Linked DNA regions of Homo sapiens: region 2 is linked to region 1. A link is a loop called in an ENCODE intact Hi-C map of the cell type or tissue named here. Cell type or tissue: mammary epithelial cell. All regions are shown on one strand.

Region 1 (5,000 bases):
CCGGCTAGTTTTTGTATTTCTAGTATAGATGGGGTTTCGCCATATTGGCCAGGCTGGTCCTGGAACTCCTGGACTATTCTATTCCAAGTTGCTACTTCCTGAGAGGGTCACTGGATGTCCCCCTTGGAGAAGGAATCACCTTGGATTACCATCTTTAAATCTTAAAGGGATTTTTCTCATAGGTATTCTACTTAAGTACAGACAAATAATTTAATCATCCCATAGTGTATCCACCATATTTGTGGCTTGTAAATGTTTTAAAACTTGGGCATAAGTAGCTGATAAGTTACAAAAAAGATACAAATTTCAATAAGGTAATTTTAGTTAAAGTGACAGGAAATGGGGGTGCATTTTGAATAGAAAAACACAGAACTCCAAAAACAAGACAAAAAACCATGTTATTTCCAAAGAGAACATCTCAGTTGTGCAGAAAGAATTAACATAGCAGGCCTGATTGAGACTGATATGCTTAGCGAGGTCTGCTTGCAAGGTTGGCCCTTGGCTGGCATCTAGGAACTTGGATTTGGGGAGGAACTCCTGGCCTCAAGTGATCCGTCCACCTCGGCCTGCCAAAGTGCTAGGATTACAAGCGTGAGCCATTGCTCTTTTCATACTGTTGTGTAACCATCCATCACTACCATATAACCATACATGACCACCATCCATCTCCAGAACTCTTTTCTTCTTCCAGACTGAAGCTCTGCATCTGTTAAATTATAATTCCCCGTTTTATAATTTCCTCTAGCCCTTGGCAACCACATTTTACTTTCTGCCTTTATGAGTTTGACTACTCTAGGTTCCTCATATAAATGGAATCATATAGTATTTGCCCTTTTGTAACTGGCTCATTTCATTTAACTTAATCTTCAAGGTACATCTGTGTTGTAACGTGCAGGAGAATTTCTTTTTTTTTATTTAAGGGCTGAATGATATTTAATGGTGTGTATGTAGCCCATTTTCTTTATCCACTCATCTCTTTATGGACTACTTTGATTGCTTCCACTTTTTGGCTATTGTGACTAATGCTGCAGTGAACATGGGCATGCAAGTATATCTGAGTTCCTGCTTTCAATTCTTTTGAATATATATATACAGAAGTGAAATTGTTGGATCATACAGTAATTCTATGTTTAATTTTTCTGAGGAACCACCATACTGTCTTCCATAGTGGCTTTACCATTTTATATTCCCACCAATAATGCACAAGGGTTCTAGTTTCTCCATACCCTCACCAACATTTGTTATTTTCTGTGTTCGTGTGTGTTTTAGTAATAGCCATCCTAATGGCTGTGATGTGGTATCTCACTGTTTTTTTGTTTTTTGTTTTTTTTGAGACAGAGTTTTACTGTGTTGCCCAGGCTGGAGTGCAGTGGTGCGATCTCAGCTCACTGCAACCTCAGTCTCCTGGGTCCCAGCGATTCTCTTGCCTCAGCTTCTTGAGTAGCTGGGACTACAGGAATGCACTGCCATGCCCGGGTAAGTTTTGTAGTTTTAGTAGAGATGGGGTTTCACCTTGTTGGCCAGGCTGGTCTGGAACTCCTGACCTCAGGTAATCCACCTGCCTCAGGCTCCCAAAATGCAGGGATTACAGGCGTGAGCCACCATGCCTGGCCTCTCATTGTCGTTTTGATATGCATTTCCCTAATTATTAGTGATGTTGGGCATTTTTTAACAAGTGTTTATTGGCTATTTGTGTATCTGTTTTCGAGAAATTTTTAAGTCCTTTGCCCATTTTTGAATCTGTTTGCTTTTTTGTTGTTGACTTGTTGGTCTTTGTTTTATAGTGCCATTTTCTTCTTACTATCATTACCCTCTTTTTTTCTTTAAGCATATTAAACGCAACATATTTGTTCCTGAGTAACCAGTTATTCCCAAATTTAGCAGCTTAAAACAAACAACATTTATTCTGAGTGTCAGAAATCTGAGAGTGGCTTAGCTGGGTGGTTCTAGCTCAGGGTCTCTCACAAGGTTCCAGTCATACTGCTAGCTGGAGCCCTTGTATTCTTCAGTGGATTTTAATTATTTGCAGAAATATGAAGTGTTTTGTGTGTAGAGTTTTAATATGTGTGTAAATAGTGTGTTGATACCTTAAAAATTGTTTTTTAGAAATCCTTATTCCATGTTAGCAGAAATTATATGATATGTAAAAAAATCATTTTCAAGCCTCCATCAGTAGTTTCTCAAATTTATCTTTGATAACCCCTGGCTCTTTAGGAAGCACTCTACTTAATGTTCATGATTTGATTGTTGACATTTAGTTCAGTGAAGTAGTTTAATTTCCATAAAAACTTCCTTTGCCCGTTAGGAAACTATTAAGGATGATTGATTTTTCACTTACTAAATTCGTGCTCATGTAACAAGATTCTTGAAAGAGGTTATTGTATTTGAAACACTGGAAATGGTATTTGTCAAAAAAAATGTGTTTCTACCTTGTAGGACCTTCACTGTAGTCAAAATTATGAAATTTATGAAAACTAATGTTAACTCTGTTTTGACCATGGGAAAAAAGATATTTAGGTGAGATTATAAAAAAGTGAATTTATTATGACAGAGTTTGATTAGTAAGTCAAAAAACTGTTCCTCACCAGTCCACTAGGGGATACTCCAGTACTTAGGAAGAAAATCCAGTTGTTGCTATCACTTAAAAATTTGGCCAGGATCGAGACCATCCTGGCTAACAAGGTGAAACCCTATCTCTACTAAAAAAATACAAAAAATTAGCTGGGCCACATGGTGGCGGGCGTCTGTAGTCCCAGCTACTCAGAAGGCTGAGGCAGGAGAATGGCGTGAACCTGGGAGATGGAGCTTGCAGTGAGCCGAGATCGCGCCATTGCACTCCAGCCTGGGCGACAGAGCGAGACTCCGTCTCCAAAAAAAACCAAAAAAACAAAATACAACAGCAACAAAAAATTAGGCCAGGCACGGTGGCTCACACCTGTAATCCCAGCACTTTGAGAGGCCAAGGAGGGTGGATCACTTGAGGTCAGGAGTTCAAGACTAGCTTGGTGAACATGGTGAAACCCCATCTCTACTAAAAATACAAAAAATTAGGTGGGCGTGGTCGCAGGCGCTTGTTATCCCAGCTATTTGGGAGGCTGAAGCAGGAGAATTGCTTGAACCCAGGAGGCAGAGGTTGCAAGTGAGTCAAGATTGCGCCATTGCACTCCAGCCTGAGTGACAGAATGAGACTCTGTCTCAAAAAAGAAACAAACAAACAAAAAATTAAATCCCACTTGCTTACCTGAAAAAAAAAAAAGCAGACATTTAGGGCTGGTTTGAGTTACTGATTTGACAATAATATTCACCTTTAGAAAGAGCCTAGTACATTTTTAAAGTTTAGAAATTTTGTGTGATTTCATTGGCCACTTTTTCTGGTAGTGTTGCCACAAATTGACTTCTTCGGGCACTTTAGAAAAACAGATTATTATATTTTTTTTCTTGATACATGAAAATTATGGTTCTCATTTTTTTTTGCAAGTTGTGCCCTTTTTTGGAAATTCAGAAAGGCTGATATTTGGTGTGAGTTTGTATAATTTTCTCCATCATACCATGTATGCTGTTTAAATGTTTACCTTAGAAAAGTATGAAATATGATATGACCTTTGATATAGACAACAACGCAGAAGATAATTCATTCTGTTACCAAAGATATTTTAAGAGTTTAATGTTATCTTGATTTCTTTCTAGTAATTTAAGTAGTAATTCAAATAGACATAATACAGTGTGACTTAATGCTTTAAAGAAAAATACGTGAAAAGTTCTGTACTTGAAATAGCAAAATTTTAAGAAAATAATTCAGACTCTTGTATTTATTAGGAAGAAGTTATCAGACTTAATGTTTCAGAACATACTTTGAATAACCAAAATTTATTAATTTACTTAACCTAGTTTTAAAATTTTTTCTATGTGATGTGATTGTACAGTTTTTCTGCATGCCATGTGTTTCATTCTTTTATGTCTGGCACATAAGTAATTAAAGGTTAAGTCAATTGTCAGATTTAACTCAACCTGCTTGAGTTAATTTACTTGATTTTTCTGGTACTTACAGGTACAACAAATGGGTGAATTGGTGTGCCATTATGATAACATGACTTGGAAAATGGAAATTCAGGCAGTGTGGGACAAGAACAAGGATATTTATTTGTCCAGTGAGAATAAAAGTGGTCTAGGATTTATTGAGAGTTTGTTGTAATTCGAGCTTGAGTGATAATTTTATAGGATGTTATGGAGATAACAGTGTTGGTGGAAGGGTTTGACATTCCACATTTGACATTCTCTTATCATATTTTTTGGTTTGTCTCTGTCTCCCTAATGAAATGAAATAGGAAACAGCTAGAGAGTGGTGGGATATGAGTAGTTGTGCATTTGGATAGATTGACTAGCATGCTCAAGATGCCAGCCATATCTACCTTTGGTAGAGTGAGAGCCAAGGTATTCCTGTGGATTGTTTTTCGTAACTAAATCTGTAACTACTGAGTATAGAGTCCCTGCTATATACGTGACTAACCAAGGAGTGAAATATGATTGGTTCAAATATTTTGTTATATTTTGACTGTAGGGGAATGGTAAAATGTCACCAAGTATAAGTTACTCTTCTGCTTTATACTTTGTTTGCAATTAAATGTATTTTTCTTAAAGAGAATATAAAAGCAAAGGAAAAACCATTTGTAATGCTTTTGCTTAGGTCCAACCTTAATTTTTATATGACAGTTTCCAATTGATTGTCAGATTTTCTGTCTCATTTCAATTGAGTAATTGTTCCATCTGTCATTTAACATGACACAGACTGTTTCTTAGTAATTGTTTTGAAAACTCTTTAGTGATTTTTAAAAACCTTTACAGAGTGTTGATTATTTAAATGATAGCAGAATATGTATATATGAAGTAATTTCAGAGGCCGGACAAGGTGGCTCATGCCTGTAATCCCAGCACTTTGGGAGGCCGAAGTGGGTGGATATCACCTGAGGTAATGAGTTCAAGACCAGCCTGGACAACACGGT
Region 2 (5,000 bases), 52 kb after region 1:
ATGTATTATTTGTAGGTTTTACTAGTTTAATTCTCATAAAGTACTATCATTTTCAGGTTTTTAAATTTTCTTTAACTTTGTTCCTGTTTATTAACAAAGATTGGGCTTTTTGCTTTAAAAACTTTTAACACTCAGGCTGGGCATGGTGGCTCATGCCTGTAATCCTAGCACTTTGGGAGGCTGAGGCAGGTGGATCACGAGGTCAGGAGTTTGAGACCAGCCTGGCCAACATAGTGAAACCCCGTCTCTTCTAAAAATACAAAAAATTAGCTGGGCGTGGTGGCGGGCGCCTGTAATCGCAGTCACCTGGGAGGCTGAGGCAGGATAATCACTTGAACCCGTGAGGTAGAGGTTGCAGTGAGCCGAGATCGCGCCACTGCCTTCCAGCCTGGGCGACAGAGCGAGACTCCGTCTCAAAAAATAAATAAGTAAATAAAAATAAATAAGTAAATAAACTTTTAACACTCAAAAGTTTTCAACACTATATTGCCATGTTTTTAACCTTTATTAAGCTATAGAGCCAGATTGTTAGCAAAGGCAGTTATTTCTTGGCTTCTGTGCTCATGAATCAGATCACAGCTATTTCTTTGACTTTGGCTTTGTGGTTTCTTGAACTATTTAAGTGATGTAAAAGATGAGTCTTGTTAGGCGTTTCCTTTCTTTTAAAAGTGTATTTCGTGTTTTATTGTAAACAGATTTTCTCCAAGGAAACTTTTCTCTCTAGTCTCACCTCATCATCTCCCTATAAAATAGAGATATATTAACTTCTACATTGTTTTATTATTAGGCTATTTGTTATACATATATATGTTGGTTTTTATTTTACTTACATTTTAAAAGTGTTCTCAGAGATTTTGAAGTAACTCCATTCTGACTCAGTCTTTTGCGGATTGCTGGAAATTTTCCTTTAGGTCACTCTCCACCCACTTTGGGAATTGTGAATGCTCACCATTTTATTGGTTCCCTCTGGCCACTGAGTACATGAGTAAATGTCACATGCATGTGGTATTGCTTGTCAGAGAATGGAATTCTAAGACTTCCTCTTTACACAGAACAGTTTAACTTTTGTGCTTCTGGGCAGAGGTATGGTCCTTGGGACAGTTCTCCTTCCACCTAATAGTTATGGCAGAGATCAGGACACTTCACTTTGCTGCCTGTGCACTGAGGCCTCAGAATCTGCTCTACCCGACTTAACAGGTATGGTTCAGAGTTGATAGTTTCAGGGAGGCTTGATAACCACATTAATCAAGTGTGAATGAAGATTTCAAAAAATTCATCTTATCTGCTACTGTTTTTGTCTTCATTCTTGGTCAGTGAAAGTTTGTGTGCTTTCTTGGGGGAATATCTCATAGTAGGATCTCAATAAATACTGAATGGAAGAATGTATGGATAATATGTAGTATTTTGTAATAATAAGATATAGATGGCTTGATGTGAAGAACTTAAGCTATATTGAAAACTGTTGAATAATTTACCTTACATAATTTTTAAAAGAAGTTATTAAAACTTATTAGCTTCTTAGAGAATATACAGTCAGATAAAGTAGAATTCTGGCAAGATAATGTTTATAAAATACTTGAAAATGCCTAAACTAAAAATTTGTAATATTAATTTCTCCTATTACTACCTGACAAATTTCTAATTAAACTGATAAAAGTTACTGAATGACTAACTGGTGAAAAGTATTTTTAATAAAATTAAACATGAAGCTTAGGAATTTTCTCAATTTCAGTTTTATTATTTTGGGTTTTAACTTTTTCAATCATGATAATTTACTTTGTACAAGTGGCTATTCTGTTTTGCTTTATTTTTGTTGTAGCCTGCAACTGTAGCAATAGAAAAAAAATGCCTTTTTTAAATTGTGATAATATATTTCTGTTATCTAGGTTCTTTACATGTGAGTGAAAATCAGTCTTCTCTTATCCCATCTTAAATCTCTGATCTACCTCTATAGCAGTGAATAATGGAAGATAAGTTAACTTGATATCTAAGTTACCTAATTTATAGTAGTCATTTCATTTTGTTCAAAAATAAACCATTCCCAGCCCACACACTTGCATTTGGGCGTATACAGTACATCTGAATCATCCAGACATGTCTGTCTTAACCAATGAGGAAAGTGACATAGACTATAGCTACTGGGTAACACTGACATTTACTTGCTCTTCCCACAGGCTTTTGTTTTCTTTTGTTTTTGCCTTTATCCCTTATCTTGTTCCCCCTCATTTAGTTCCCTTACTCTTTATGATTCAAAATATGTTCGTTCTTAGCTTCAGAAAAATGTTAGGGTGTTTTTCTCTTTGAAAAAGTTTTCCTTTTGTTTGGTGCTAATGGGTAGAATGGTGTTTAAGTGGATATCCTGTGCAGACAGATTGTGCAGGAAATTGACCCTAAGTTCTTTGAGAACAAAAGAGGAGTGGGAAGAAAGAAGAAAGGAAGGAAATAAGATCTTTTGACTCAACCAAAAAGACCGTAAAACCAGAGACGGGAAGAAGGGGAATGGGGAATAAGAAGGATTGTTTTCTAAGTTGTGGTTCTTTTAGTACTTTGGCCTCAAAAATTACTTTTATCCTATAGTTATTACTTTACATATTTCAGAAATATAATATTGTTTGGCCTGCATATATCTTCTAAATTTACATAAAATCGTGCTGTAGATCTCATTCTGTTTTCTCCTTTTGTCAGATAACACAACTTTCAGGAAGTTGACTTGTCTTTAAGAGTCCTCTTTTGGGTTCAGAGTTTCCCCTTATTATAAACATGTCCTTGCGTATTGACAGTCTGTCACTCTACTGTCATCAGTGCAGAATTCCTATTAATCTAATTTTTTTTTTTCTTAAAGACAGGGTTTTGTTCTATTGTCTAGATTGGAGTACAATGGTGTGATCTTGGCTCACTGCAGGCTCAACCTCCCAGGCTCAGACAATCCTACCTCAGCTTCCTGGGTAGCTGGGACTACAGTTGTGTGCCACTATGCCCAGCCAATACTTAATTTTTTTTTTTTTTTTTTTTTTGAGACAGAGTCTTGCTTTGTCACCCAAGTTGGAGTGCAGCAGTCTGATCTCAGTTCACTGCAACCTCTGCCTCCCGGGTTCAAGCAATTCTCCTGCCTCAGCCTCCCGAGTAGTTGGGATTACAGGCACCCGCCACCACACCCAGTCAGGGTTTTGCCATGTTGGCCAGACTGGTCTCGAACTCCTGACCTCAGGTGATCCACCTCGGCCTCCCAAAGTGCTGGGATTACAGACGCTAGCCACCACACCTGATGAAGTCTCATGATGTTGCCCAGGCTGGTCTTGAACTCCTGGCCTCAAGTGATCCTCCCGCCTTGGCTTCTCAAAGTGCTGAGATTATAGGCATGAGCTACTGTGCCTGGCCTGCGTTCATCCAGTTTAAATGTTTATCTAATTTTAAGTCTGAAACCTTGCCAGACTCTAGAGTTTTGTTTTATATTCTTTCCTCTCATAGCATCCTCTGTGAGTAAGGATGTATACATAGTTCATTCATTCAGCAAATCTTTTTTGAGAGCCTCTTATATGTAGACACTGTTCTGGAGTCACTGTTCAGTGAACAAAACAGACAACAATCCTGGTCCTCATAAAACTTACATTTTAGCAAGGAGACTTAGATACATGAATATAATAATAAATAAGTAAATTATACACTATGTTTGGTGGTAATAAGAGCTATGGAGATAAAATAAATCAGGAAAGGAGTCAGTGGGGGATGTGAGAGTGTTATCAAGAATAGATGTACTTTAAAATGGAATAATCAGAGAATGACATACTGAGAAGGTAACATTTGGTGAAATGTCATGGGGAAGAGTGTTTTAGGCAAAAGGAAAAGCCAGCGCAAAGGTCCTGAGGCAGAAGTGTGCCTGCTTTGTTCAAGCAATAGCATTGATGTCAGTGGCCAGAATAAGGTAGAGGAATAGCAGCAGGAGATGCTGGGCAAGACCAATTGTGAAGGACCTTGCAGGGCCTTTAAGGATTTTAGCTTTTACTCTAAAATGGGGAACCTTTGAAGAGTCTTGAACAGAGGAGTAGCAATCTGACTTATGCTCTGAAAGATGGCTGGTATGTTGAGAATAAACAGTAGGGAACAAGCACGGAAGCATGGAAATCAGGAGTCTAGTGAAATAGTCTACATCAGTGGTCCCAACCTTTTTGGCACCAGGGACCAGTTTCATGGAAGTCAATTTTTTCACAGACTGGGTGGGGAGCGGTGGTTTCACATGAAACTGTTCCACCTCAGATCATCAGGCATTAGATTATCATAAGGAGCATTCAACCTAGATCCCTTGCTTGAGCAGTTCACAGTAGGTTTCAGCTCCTGTGAGAATCAAATGCCTCCACTAATCTGACGGGAGGTGGAGCTCAAGCGGTAATGCTCGCTGGCCCGCTGCTCACCTGCTGCTGTGTGGCCCAGTTCCTAACAGGCCACAGACCTGTCTGTGGCCCAGGGGTTGGGGTCCCCTTACCTAGATGATGGTGGTCATGAAGTGGTACTGAATGAGAAGTGGTTAGATTCTGGATATATTTTTGAAGGCAGTGCCAATGGAATTTCTGAGTGAATTGGATGTTGTTTGTGAGAGCAAGAAGGGAGCTGTGTCCGGAATTGGTGGGTTCTTGGTCTCACTGACTTCAAGAATGAAGCCGCAGACCCTCGCGGTGAGTGCTACAGCTCTTAAGGTGGCGTGTCTGGAGTTTGTTCCTTCTGATGTTCAGATGTGTTCGGAGTTTCTTCCTTCTGGTGAGTTCGTGGTCTCGCTGGCTCAGGAGTGAAGCTGCAGACCTTTGCAGTGAGTGTTACAGCTCTTAAGGTAGCGCGTTTGGAGTTGTTCGTTCCTCCCGGTGGGCTCGTGGTCTTGCTGGCTTCAGGAGTGAAGCTGCAGATCTTTGCGGTGAGTGTTACGGCTCATAAAAGCAGTGTGGACCCAAAGAGTGAGCAGTAGCAAGATTTATTGCAAAGAGCGAAAGAACAAAGCTTCCACAGTGTGG

What was found. Peaks named below come from ENCODE experiments on the same cell type or tissue, not always from the same donor. Only the 100,000 strongest peaks of a DNase experiment are listed, where the experiment ranks them.
Region 2: it touches region 1 in a loop (6-fold over the local background); 9 of 110 quality-filtered maps call a loop at or near these places.

What each region holds. Positions count from the first base shown.
Region 1 is chr1:179,191,619-179,196,618 of GRCh38, reverse strand. All of the region lies in intron 1 of ABL2 (ABL proto-oncogene 2, non-receptor tyrosine kinase), which reads left to right. It also overlaps the pseudogene LOC124900432. Among named protein-coding and RNA genes, the nearest start is that of ABL2, 36 kb to the left of the region's middle. In mammary epithelial cell, a CTCF peak has its summit at 2,596; no DNase peak of the experiment used is centred here.
Region 2 is chr1:179,139,130-179,144,129 of GRCh38, reverse strand. The region is part of intron 1 of ABL2 (ABL proto-oncogene 2, non-receptor tyrosine kinase); the gene reads left to right. Among named protein-coding and RNA genes, the nearest start is that of TOR3A, 60 kb to the right of the region's middle. RefSeq lists enhancers at 288-1,487, 4,806-5,000. In mammary epithelial cell, no CTCF peak of the experiment used is centred here; DNase peaks (open chromatin) are centred at 589, 979 and 2,079; H3K4me3 peaks cover 2,469 bases; H3K27ac peaks cover 3,641 bases.